2 separate regions of the Homo sapiens genome follow, and region 1 is linked to region 2. Evidence: chromatin contacts called from ENCODE Hi-C or POLR2A ChIA-PET data. All regions are on one chromosome and are shown on one strand. Each heading gives the region's core, a stretch centred on a gene start or an enhancer-like site at or near the end of the contact. The rest is flanking DNA. Distances are from core to core; before and after follow the strand shown.

Evidence for each region. A loop is a pair of places that touch in the nucleus more often than their neighbours do. ChIA-PET counts read pairs that join two places held with the same protein, here RNA polymerase II (POLR2A). Pooled maps may share reads with other maps.
Region 1: a loop to region 2 is called in a pooled map, with 4 times the contacts of the local background. The contact joins the promoter of YTHDF2 here to the promoter of ARID1A in region 2. A Hi-C loop is called at or near these places in 2 of 50 pooled maps. POLR2A ChIA-PET finds 5 or more read pairs at or near these places in 2 of 52 experiments (K562 and activated CD4-positive, alpha-beta T cell).

The regions. Positions count from the first base shown.
Region 1 is chr1:28,733,235-28,739,181 of GRCh38, reverse strand. YTHDF2 (YTH N6-methyladenosine RNA binding protein F2) reads right to left here and starts at 2,242. Exons shown (of 5, transcript NM_016258.3): 1 at 2,035-2,242; 2 at 1,500-1,524; 3 at 844-923. The coding sequence starts at 2,061. RefSeq lists enhancers at 1,636-1,745, 1,628-2,526, 2,846-2,895, 3,426-4,325.
Region 2 is chr1:26,690,974-26,697,264 of GRCh38, reverse strand. ARID1A (AT-rich interaction domain 1A) reads right to left here and starts at 1,250. Exons shown (of 20, transcript NM_006015.6): 1 at 1-1,250. The coding sequence starts at 861. LOC124900417 (translation initiation factor IF-2-like) reads left to right here and starts at 860. Exons shown (of 2, transcript XM_047439473.1): 1 at 860-1,048; 2 at 1,300-5,357. The coding sequence starts at 860. The coding sequence ends at 1,986. LOC101928728 (a long non-coding RNA gene) reads left to right here and starts at 3,134. Exons shown (of 1, transcript NR_135804.1): 1 at 3,134-5,355. RefSeq lists silencers at 1-236, 287-616, 987-1,146, 1,237-1,566 and enhancers at 545-1,480, 1,481-2,417, 4,250-4,349, 4,066-4,580.

The DNA.
Region 1 (5,947 bases), core at 993-3,492, 2.0 Mb before region 2:
AAGGCTGGAGCGCAGTGGCTTTTCACAGGTATGATCGTAGATAGCTCACTGCAGCTTCAAACTTCTGGGCTCAAGAGATCTTCCCGCCTTCAGGTGATTTTACATTAGAACTTTCCCTATCATATGAATCCAAAGTTCTCTGGGGTGAAAATTCAGAATATTTAACACTGTAAGAATCCCTAAATTCTGCACTGCTACATTCTTGGTAAGGAAGAAGACAATTATTCATGCACATGTTACTGCCAGTAGAGTGTTATCAGTATTACGTTCTCAATACAGTATGGTTGCTGATATTACAGAGATGGGAATCTCAACGGCCTAGGACATTTGCAGTTAACTGTTTTATAATACATTAATAGGTATTAAGGAGGTGAACCCTCAGAACATGGGATTTCCTGATAGAGGGCAGAGAAAAAATACAGGTATTAAGAAAGTGAATCCTCGGCTAGGCGTGGTGGCTCACGCCTGTAATCCCAGCACTTTGGGAGGCCAAGGCGGGTGAATCACCTGAGGAGTTCAAGACCAGCCCGGCCAACATGAAACCCCGTCTCTACTAAAAAAATAGAAAAACTAGCTGTGTGCGGTGGTGCACACGTGTAATCCCACCTACTCGGGAGGCTGAGACAGGAGATTCGCTTGAACCCGAGAGGCGGAAGTTGGAGCGAGCCGAAATTGCGCCACTACACCCCAGCCTGGGCGTCAGAGCGAGACTCAGTCTCAAAAAAACAGAAAACAGAAAAAAGAAAAAAAAATGAATCCTCAGAAAATGGGATTTATTGGTAGAAGGCGGAGAAAGAATATACCACACCCTTCGATTAGATATGTAAATAGTTAACTACTCACGGGCCTTGCCTGTGGACTCAAGTAAGGTTCAAAATCATCATCGTTTAATCCATCCTTTTGATGTACAGATCCATTTTGTACTAAAGAAAAAAAAATTCAATTAGGAGTGTCCCAATCCTACAATCTTCCTTTCAAATTAGTTCATATATGCTAACCAGAGAAAAACCTTACTAGTTAACAAAGCACGTAAGATTGAACTTCAAAAGGGTAAGAGATGACAGTGAATGCTGAAGCGACAGTCGCCAGTGAAAATGTCCCCCTCCACCCAGAGCAAGTTGATCTAAAAAGGTCATTTTATTGGCTCCTCTGGATTTCCATTCCCTCCCGCTTCCCCTCCCCCATCACATGAGAGTACTTCCAGAGAGTGATCCACGAGGATGAAAAACAAAGGCCTTCTAAGACCTACAGGAAACTAAGGACCTGGAGCGTTTCAAAACCCAATCCACCCCCACCCTTAATGAATTACTCCTTGTTAGCGAAAAAGCTGTTCGCCAGCTGCAAGAACACACCGAAAGGGTCAAAATACTTAAGTGTGCGGCACCTGCGAACTAAGCGGCTTCCGAAAGGTCCTCCGCCCGGGGCGCTTCCCGGAGACCCCGCCCCCACCGCCCCGCGTCCCCCTCCCGGCTCAGGGCCACCGGCGGAGCGGGACTTACCTTTGTTTCCTTGACCTTTTGGTCTCTGCAGGGGAAGGAAACGTCGCCGAGCAGCAAGTTGTCCAAAGGAGAAATGGAAAAGGAAGAACAAATTAAGGCAGGGCCCGAAGGGAGAATAAAGGAGCAGGCCCGAGGGGAGGCGTCAGGAATGGTAGTGAGGAAGAGGCTGAAAATGGGAGGCGGGGGAAAGCGCCAGGCCCGTGGGGCAGGGGAGAAAACGCGGCAGACGCGCCACCGGCGACGCGAGGAACCCAGGGCTTTAAGGAAGGGGAAGGAAACAAGGAAGGAAAACGAGGCCCGCCGAGAGAAGGGAACGCGGCGCGGCCCGGCCCGTGGGCTCCGAGGCCCGAGGAGAAGCGGGAAGAACAGGCTGAGGGAGAGGCGCCGGGCGCGGCCGGCCTGAGAGGCCCGAAACCTGGCCCGCAAGAGACGACGCCTCGGCTCGGCTCGGCCTGCCCAGGAGCGGCGGGCCCGGGCCTAGTCGGGCTCCTTCTCGCCTCACACAATGGCCGAGGCATGCGGGCCGGGCCTGTACCTGCTCCAAGAGGCTGCTGGCCGACATGGCTCTCAGATCCTCACGGGCGGCGACGGCGGCGAACTCTCCTCAGCGCGGCGGCGGCGGCAGATGAGCCCCGTCTGCGGGAGCAGGCGGAGGCTTTTGTCCCTGACACTCGGGGGCCTCGGCGGACGCAGCGGAGACACAGCGCGCGGCTCAGGCTCCGGCTCCGACTCGGCGACGCTCTAGCCCAAGAGCTCAATGCCCGTCTCTATGCTTTTACGCGCGCGCCCGCCCCCCACCGCCTAAAGCAGAGCGCCGAACAGCGGAGGCGGGCGGCGCGCGCGGCGCGAGCGCTGACTCTCACATTCACTCACCCACGCGGAAGGGGCCCGGCGCGAAGAACCCCGGGAAGGGAGAGGCCGGCCGCTGCGCCCTCTGGCGGATTGGAGGAGCGGAAGCCGTGCTCACGGCCTCCCCGCCCCCACCGCCCCAGGATTAAGGCCTAGGGGGTTTGGGACGACCAGGGTCGCACCACGAGGTTTCGACTAACACCTGGAAAGACTAGCTCTGGCTTCAGAAGAACGACAAAAGCCGGTTTCTCAGTGAGGGAGGGGCCTCCGAAGCCCGCGAGACCTTAAAATGAACCTGCCTTCCAGCTGCAAGTGATACCCCACCCCCATCTGGGAGGTAACCCGACCCCTAGGGAGTCACACAGTCCCCAGGGAAACTTCATGGGGGCCCTGTCCGGGAGTGACCCGCCCCCGCCCCCGCGAGGGGCTTGGTCATCCTCTGTTAGCCGACTACAGAAAGAGTACCCAGAGAGCAAAACACACACCGAAAGAATCCAGTCTCCCGCAAAAGAGATTCACCCCTTAGCATTGCAGGAAGGAGAATCTACAATTTATTTTCGGGGAAATCGCTGGCCCCAAGATAATCTGTTAAATTGTGGACTTTATTTCCAAGAAAAATACACCTCATGCATCTACACAAAACTTTCAAGGAGTCCGGAGAACCTATGAATCTTAAGGACCTCAAGAGGGAAGCAAGGAAATTAACATTATTGAAATACCAGCTGTGGGCCAGGCTTTGTTGTTAGGTATTTTCAAACACATTAAAGTCTTTCGACAACTTCAAAATCGCTATCAGTCTTTCGGTTTTTTACGACTGGAAAAACAGAAAGCTTAAGTAATGTGCCCAAGTTTACAAAACTATTAAATAGCCAGGTGTATCTGACACTAACATAATGGTATCTCTCTACCCCTACGAGACTCTGTATTAGGGAACCAGAATATAGGGGAGATGCAAAGGATGGGCAAAAGTATTTTCAATCAGAAGCAAAGCCAACTCATGCAGGAATATTTGATACTAGGAAAGCCCATCTAATAGCTTTTGTTATTGCAAGTACGTCGTGGTAAACAGGTAACTAATGCACTAATTGTCAACCTCGTACTATCCACACGCTGGATATAGGAGGCTTGGGTGGACTCGGTAAAATAAATAACATGGCATCTTGGATTTAACATCATAATTTGGTCAAAGTGCTCAAAGCACTTTTTTTCTCTGCCCATAATCACATTTATGGTAGGAATGAGTAAGGTCAGGCACCAAAGGTGAAGGACTTTTAATGGAGACAGTAAAATGTCAAGTCTGGGAGCATAGATTCCATCAAGGGAATAGAATAAACCTAGTAATACTTCTTTTTAAAGATACTCGGCTACGGCGGGCGCGGTGGCTCATGTTTGTAATCCCAGCACTTTGGGAGGCCAAGGCGGGCCGGATCATGAGGTCAGAAGATCGAGACCATCCTGGCCAACATGGTGAAATCTCGACTCTACTAAAAATACAAAAATTAGCTGGGCATGGTGCCATGCACCTGTAGTCCCAGCTAATCGGAGGCTGAGGCAGGAGAATCGCTTGAACCCGGGAGGCAGAGGTTGCAGTGAGCCGAGATCACGCCATTACACTCCAGCCTGGGCAACAGAGCGAGACTCGTCTCAAAATAAATAAATAAATAAATAACAAATAATAATAATCAGCCACTTAGCTCCATGGCCCAGATTTATGTATAAACTGTAAGCGGTTGCCTATACTTACCCTTGGAGGCAACATGGCATTGTAAAAACAGCATTAGACGAGAAGTCATATGCTGGGAGACAAAGGGTCTAAATAATGGTTTCCCCACCCAGATGTGCAATACTGGGTAAACAACTAAAACCTTTCTTAGATTCCCTCATTTGATAAAGGGGATGATGGATAATGATACCTACCCAACAGGTTTGTCGTGAAGATAAACTTTAAAAAAAAAAAAAAAAGCCGGGTGCGGTGGCTCACGCCTGTAATCCCAGTATTTTGGGAGGCCGAGGAGGGCAGATCACCCGAGGTCAGGAATTCAAGACTAGCCTGCCCAACACGGTGAAACCACGTCGGTACTAAAAATACAAAAATTAGCTTGAGCGTGGTGGTGGGCCCCTGGAATCCCAGCTACTCGGGAGGCTGAGGCAGGAGAATCACTTGACCACAGGAGGCGGAGCTTGCAGTGAGCCGAGATCGCGCAATTGTACTCCAGCCTGGGTGATAAAGCGAGACTCTGTCTCAAAAAAGTAAATAAAATAAGTAAAATTAAAATTTTTTTAAAAGCTGACATTAAAGCATGTGTGGCACAGTGTAAGTTCATTTCCTATAATCCCATTAAGCGATTTAAGTAAAAATTCTTTCCCTCCAAGAAAGAATGGTGCCAGGAGTTTTTATTAGTTCCTTTGGGATGACTTTCTGTTTGCCAGAAGTTCCCAGTTAAAATGCAAATTATCCTTAGGAAAAGGGTAATCTCTAAACCTGGATTCGTTTACCATGATGGCTTTTAACAGGCCCCTGAAGAAACAGAACCCAGAAGACTGATAATATTTAATCACTGGAAAGAGAGAGGGGAAGTTGGAATATGTGGTGTCATTTCATGGTTTGAAGAAAATAATACTGTACTGGAAATGTTTAGATTCTAGGTTCAGCTCTGCCGCTGGGTAAATGAAGCATTCAGTCTCTCTTTCAACAAATATTTATTGAGGGCCAGGCAGTGTGCTGGGGAGAAAGTTCATTTCTCCTTGAAGCAGACTAGCCAGGGAAACTGAGACTATGAAAATAGCTATTCAAATAGTTGTTCAATTACAGTTGTGGAAAGTGCAATGAGGAAGTACAGACAGGTATAACCTCCTCAGAGGAGCTAGGGAAGGTTTCCCTGAGGAGATGAGCTTCAGCTAAAACATAAAGGATGAGGAGAAACAGGCCAGGCAAGGAGAGAAGGGAAACAAAAGAACAACATGTGCTGGCCAGGCACGGTGGATCACGCCTGTAATCCCAGCACTGCGGGAGGCCGAAGCGGGCGGATCACCTGAGGTCAGGAGTTCGAGGCCAGCCTGGACAACACGGTGAAACCCCGTCTCTACTAAAAATACAAAAAAATTAGCTGGGCGTGGTGGCAGGCACCTGTAATCCCAGCTACTCGGGACGCTGAGGCAGGAGAATCACTTGAACCCAGGAGGCAGAGGTTGCAGTGAGCAGAGATCGCGCCATTGCACTCCAGCCTGGGGGACAACAGCGATACTTCCTCTCTCAAAAAAAAAAAAAAGAAAAGAAAACAACATGTGCAAGGGCCCTGAACAAGGAAGGAACTTGGCACTGGTGAGGAACTGAAGGAGGCCAACATGATGGTGCACCATGAGAGAGAGGGTGGCACTAGATAATACCGAGGAACTGGGCATAAAGGAGAAAAATAAGTCAGGTATGGTGGCATGCGCCTGTAGTCTCAGCTACTCGGGAGGCTGAGGCAGGAGGATTGCTTGAATTTGGGAGGCTGAGGTTGCAGTGAGCCAAGATCCCACCACCACACTCCAGCCTGGGGAACACAGTGAGACTCTGTCTCAGAAAAAAATAAAAATAGGCCAGGCGCGGTGGCTCA
Region 2 (6,291 bases), core at 1-2,500:
GGGAGTTCCCCCGCCGGCCGCGGAGGGGCCGCCTCCCCCCATGGCCCCGAAGCGCTGCTGAGCGAAGGACGAAGACGACGAGGAGGCGGAGGCGCTGGAGGAGGGAGGCGGCTTGGAGCCGGCAGCCGCCGCCGCGCCGGAGCCCGGAGTGCCACCTCTCGGGGAGCTCAGCGCGTAGGCCGGGGCGGGCGGGGGGTAGGCGCTGCGGTTGGGGTAGTAGGAGTTGTACTGGTGGTTGGGGAAGCCGTGGTCGTGAGAGTTCTGCTGGGGCCCCGCGTAGGGCTCCAGGCCCCCGCCGCCGCCGCTCTGCAGCGCTGCCAGGCCAGGGCTTTGTTGTCCGCCATGTTGTTGGTGGAAGACGGCGGCCGCGGCGGCGGCGACGGCAGACGGGCTCCGGCCGTAGGGTTGCCCGAAGCCGTAGGCTGGGGGCGGCAAGGCGGCCGCGGCTGAGTGAGGAGGCGCCCCCACCCCATCGCTGCTGCCGCCACCGCCGCCGCCGGGCGGCTCCGTGAGGTTATTGTTCAGGGCGGGCCTAGGGCCCGCGTTCCCGTTCGAGTTCTTCAGGTCCGGCTCCGCGCCGGGCCCGCCGCCGCTGCCGGCTCCGCCGCCGCCGCCACCCCCATTGCTCTCGGCCCCGTCCTGCAGCTCCTTTCCCAGCGGCTGCGGCGGCCCCACGGCGGGGCCCTCGCTTTCCTGCCCGGCGGCTGCCTTCATTTCCCCGCGCTCGGCCGCTGCCGCCGCCGCCGCCTCGCCCCCCGCCTCCTCCCGCTGCTGCTGCTCGGCTTTCTTCAGCTCCGAGGGCGGCGGCGGCGGCGGGTTGCCCAGGCTGCTGGCGGCGGCGGGGGCGACCTGCGCGGCCATGATCCCCGCTGTCTCGTCCGCGGAGAGACCCGGCCCTGTCTTCGTCTTCTCCCCCCCTCCCACCCCGCCCCGGGGCCCAGTCCCCCGGGCTGCCCTCCCCACCCGCCCGGGCGGGCCTCGCGGGGCTCCGCTGCTGCGCTGCGCTCGCTCCTCTCCCCCCCGCCCCGCCGGCTCAGGCTCCGGGCTGGCGGCGGCGGAGGAGGAGGAGGCGGCGGCGGCGGCCGAGGCGCCGGCGGCTCAGCTGCTCCCGGCTCTGTAGGCTCGGGACCCGGCTCTCCCGGCTCATTCCCCCCAAGCCCTTGCCTGGGAATGAGGGGGGCGGTGGAGGCTCCGCTCCCCAGGGCCTGGCCCCGCTGTGACTCTCCGCTTTCTGCTGCCGGAGAAAGGAGGAGGGAGGGAGGGAGGGAGGCGAGGGGGAGGGGGCGGGGAGGGAGGGAGGGAGCGGGGGGAGGGGGACCCGGGACGGGCGGGCTGGAGGGCGCGCGGCAGCAGCCGGGGCGCCGGGAGCCAGAGTCAGAGCGCGGGCCGAGCCCGGCGCCCTGCCTCCCCTCGCCAGCTGCGGCTTGGGTCGAGGCTGCTGCGCGGCAGCGGGCGGGCGAGCAAGCGGTCGGCCGGACTGAGCGGCTAGAGCGCCCCACTCTCCTCCGAGTCCCCCTCACTCCGACACGAGGCTCAGCACTGCCATTTTACCCAGCGCCGTCGCGGCCGCCTGGCAAACCCGGAGTGGAGAGCGGAGCGGGCGCAGGCCGTGGAACGGACTCGCTCCCTTCCCTTCACAAAGGAGGAGGGGAGAGAACAAGCCGCGGCGGCGGCAGGCCCTCAGCCGCTTTCGCTAGGCAGCGCCGCCGCCGAAGGCTTCGGAGAAAACCCGGCCCGGAGCCCGCGCATCTCTGGAGCCTGCGCCGCCTCCCTCCCGGCGTCCCTATCCAGGTCTGTCCCCTCCCGGCCGTACCGAGGGGAGCGGGCAGCGTGAACTTTACCCGCGGCTGCAAAATTGGCCAGAGCCTGAGACCGCGGCCGCCTCGGCCCAGCCCTGACCCCCTGGCAGCGGGCCCGGTCCGTTGGCTGCTGCTTAGCACCTCTACAGCACTTTTCGTCTTCAAAGCCTTCTACGGACCCCGCTAAAGACCCAACCTTTTTTACCCTCTTTGCAAGCCCGAAAGAATGACTGATCATTGTTCAGACGATTCGTTTCCCACTCGCCTGCCCTCATTAGCCGGTCCTTACAAGGCTCTGGGGGCATGAGGTCCGGATTATCCCCATTTTACAGAATTGAAAGAGAGGGGAGGGAACTGCCTGTCACTTAAAGTCAGAGGGCAGAGGAGGGTGACTTTAAAAAGAAGTGGAGTCACCAAAGCTGCCTTCGGTCTACTTGCCTTTAAAAAAAAAAAAATCAAGTTGTGAGCACATTCAACAATGGGATCAGAATATCAAAATGGATTTGAAGTCAAAACTGATCATCTCACCACTAACTTAAAATGGAGGCCACTGAAGTTGCTTTAGGAGCATAGAACAGTTACCCAGCAGGAAAACCTAAACACCGTTTCTCACTCCCTCTTAAGAAAACTTAGCCTACCATGACAAGTAGCCCCAGTCTCCAAAGACAGTACCTTCTAATACTGAAAACCCACAGAAGAGGCTCCAGGGACTGCAGGAACCTGAGTGTTCAAACCATTACAGAAGAGAGATGCAGAAAATGGAAACCATTTTCTCCTTGAAGAAAAGGCACAGTCCAACAAGTCACTTAGAAAATGGATGCTTGTCAGATTTGTTTTCTATCCTGTAGCGTAAAGATTGTTTAAAGTTTACCATTACATTCTAAGAGACCCCGATTGAGCTGGAGTTGGGTAGAAGGCCAGGTTTATCTGAAAAGATCGACATACACAGAAAGCTCCAGTGTTCTCCTGATCTACAGGCCCCACCAAATCCCAGCAGCAGCCTTTTCTTCCTCAGGCTGACTTGGAATGTTCTGATATGACAGGCTACAAAAGCCAGAGGGGATTCCAGCTCCTCACCAGACCCAAGGCTGCCTTGGGAAAGGCCCAGGCCAGTGTTCCTAGACACCAGGATCTCTTTTCCCCCTCAGATTTTGTAAAGGGAGACTTCATGGCCACAGGAGCATTATCTTAGATTATGCAGGACCCGGGAGTGCTGGCAATGTCCCTGGTCACTATGAATAATTCCAAAGCCTGAACTCATTTCTCTCCCCAAGAAAACTTACTGCATCCTACACCAGAAAGGCAAAACCTTCCTGTTAATCTAAGAGTGATGAGATTTAAAAAAAAAAAAAATCCCACAGTTTTATTCTTCTCCCCTCCCCCGGCCTCAAGCCAAGAACCAAACCAGCCTACCAAGAAGATCCGACTGACTGGTATGGGCCAGTGCCCTCTTTTCACTCACAGTCCTCAGGGGCAACAACTCTCCCCGGTGCATTAGGTCCTAGAAACCAAATTATAGGCTGCCTCATAAATAGAGCTTGGCTATTTAATCAACTGCCCCTGAGCTGGCAAACAGTCCTGAGTCCTGCACACAAATGAGGATTTTTTTACATGCCATTACTCTGCCATTTTCCTTAGAGCTGGGGTGTAATGGGAAACCTGGAGCCCAGTGAAAATCTGGAAGCTAGAATGGATTTCTCTCCAAAGAAAGCCCTCATCCCCTTTCTTCAATGGCTGTGAAATATGGAAAGCGCCAAAAATCTCCTTCCCTACACGTGGGCAAGCTGTTTTGAAAACAGTCACCATTTTTCTCTAGCAATAAGGTAAAGTGCACAAAAATCTATCCACCTGGGTTGGAGGAGATAATGTGGAATTTCTCTACTTTTTTTTTTTTTTAATTCACTAGGGTTCTCTTCCACTTTTACTTTTAGAGCCCCACACCACGATCCCAGGAAATGTTGGGCTGAGGGAACTTTTTTAGAAACTGGCCCATCAGCTTTCCCTAGGGGCAGTGGCAACGGGAAAGCGGGGGAGGGGAGGAGCTGGGCACGTGGCTGGCCCGAGCAGCGAGACCCCGGCTGGGGGCAGTGGGTCCTCCCTTCGGTGGAGTTTTTTCCCCCACGGCCCCTGCCTTTTAACCCCACACCCAGGCAGCTCAGGAATCCCGGCGCAGATTGGAGAACTAGGACTAGGACAGCGCTACCCTCGCGAAAGCACCTCGGCCAACAGCCTGATGGCAAATATGGACTGAATCGTTGACATGGAAACCGGACTAAAGTCTCGCTAGCTCTCCCTCACAGGAGAGTTCTTATCGCCGTCCCCGACCGCACGGCACTTAGCAAACGCGGACTGGATTTGAGGCCTGGAGGATCAGGCGGAGTTTCTGGGCGTATTAACTCCAGCGGCAGAGCAGCCAAGGAAGGGGGCAGGGCTGCCAGGACAAACCGGCTGAAAATGGCAGAGGATGTGCTCCCATTTTATCCGGCTGCACAGCGTGCATGGATTGGGCCCGAGGACAAGGGAACAACCTATTAAAATCCAGAGAGTCAACTGCAAAATGTGGAACCGAGGCCTGGAGGGTTTGCTAGGAGAGGGAAACGTTTGCAGGGAAGACAGCCCTTCCTTTCTCGCAATTTGCTTCCCCTAAATGTCTGAAATACAAAACTCAACAAACAAACAGAAGATCGGGCTCGGCTCCTTCCTCCACCCAATCCTTGTGGGAGAAGTCGTCTTAAGCCCAGGGACCCTAGCGAGGGTTTGCTTAGATTCCTAACTAAGGCGTGGAGAATCGCTGGAGCGCCAGGTTGTTGCCCCCACACGTTCCCGCCGCGGAACAGCAGCAGACACCCAGCAGAGCTCTCTCGAGTGCGAACTGGAGCTGCGAGTTTGAGCAAAAGGGCAACTATGTCAGTTGACGGAAGCCAGAAGCAGAGTTCAAAGCCTGGCGTGGATTTCCGTCTGGAGCTGTCTGTTCTTAAAGTTTGTAACTCCGTGTTAAGAAACAGCCCCAGCGGAGGCTTTGGGATCGGTGTGAAAGTCTAGCACTACCATCTGACAGCGAGCTGCAAAACTTTGGGCTGCATATTAAGCGAGGAAAGTGGATTGAAGCGAGAGTCAAGGCAATTCATTATGTTACCGGCTCCCATACGGGAGCTGTAAAATACGAACTGGATGCACACACGGAGAAAAATGGAATGAACTCGGAATGGCATTCAACAGCTCTTCGCGGTAAAACTGTGACTGCCAAGGATCTAGAATCCCAAAGGAGCAAACCAGGAGGCCTCAAACTTGGTTGGCACACAATAAATGCTTTTCTAGATCTTTTCCCCACTCATCTCAAACTCTTAAGCAATTTGGGGTCATTTATATTTCAGAATAAGGAACACATTTTGAGAAATGTTAATTTCTGAATGAGACTTTTTTTCCCCAAAGTAGCTGTGAAAAAAAGAGCCTCAGGCATAAGTCAGCCAGCTTATTTTGTCTCAATATAAATTAAAAATTACCCTCACCACCACCTCCACCAAAACTGAAATAAAAAATAAAATAAGTAAAAGTCCAGGCTGGTCTGGCTTGTGGCAGGTTTCAAACAAAAATAACACCCAGGGCCAGTCTAATATGAGGAAAAAGATACCAAGGCTTTCATATTCTTCTAAGTACAGCCTCACTCACCAGTCTCACTGGTGAGCTTGCTGACCAGTGAGCTTATTTTTGTGGAAAAGACTGAGTAAAGCTACTACTAATATTTTTTAAAAAAACAAAAAACAAAAAAACGGGACTGGGGTTTCATAAAACCACTGGGCAGATCAGGAAATTTGGATTTCTTATTTCTGCTGAGCTCATTGAAGATTTGTATTCACCAACTAATACAAAAAATACTGTATGAAAAACCTACTTAAAGCTTGAGCCGCGCGTGGTGGCGCACGCCTGTAATCCCAGCACTTTGGGAGGCCGAGGCAGGCAGATCACGAGGTCAGGAGATCGAGACCATCCTTGCTAACACGGTGAAACCCCGTTTCTACTGAAAATACAAAAAATTAGCTGGGCGTGGTGGCACCCGCCTGTAATCCCAGCCACTCGGGAGGCTAAGGCAGGAGAATCGGTTGAACCGGGGAGGCGGAGGTTGCAGTGAGCTGAGATGTCGCCACTGCACTCCAGCCTGGGCAACAAAGGGAGACTCCGTCTCAAAAAACAAAAAACAAAACAAAACAAAAAAAAGCTTGATAGCCTCTTCATAGTCAATCAAAAGAGAAACTTAACAATTTTGTGCTTGGTACTTATTACACTAAGCTGTTTTTAGATCTGGAAGGCTAAGCACCAACAATATTACCAAGGTAAGGTCACCAATCTTAGCACAGAAGGCTATTGCCCAGGAACAGGAAAAGTCTGTTATCTAGGATTTCCCATGTTAAACCAATGTAGGTTGCTTTTGTTTTGTTTTGTTCTTTAAAACCAACCTAGGGAAATTTCACACATATAAAATGATTATAAGGGA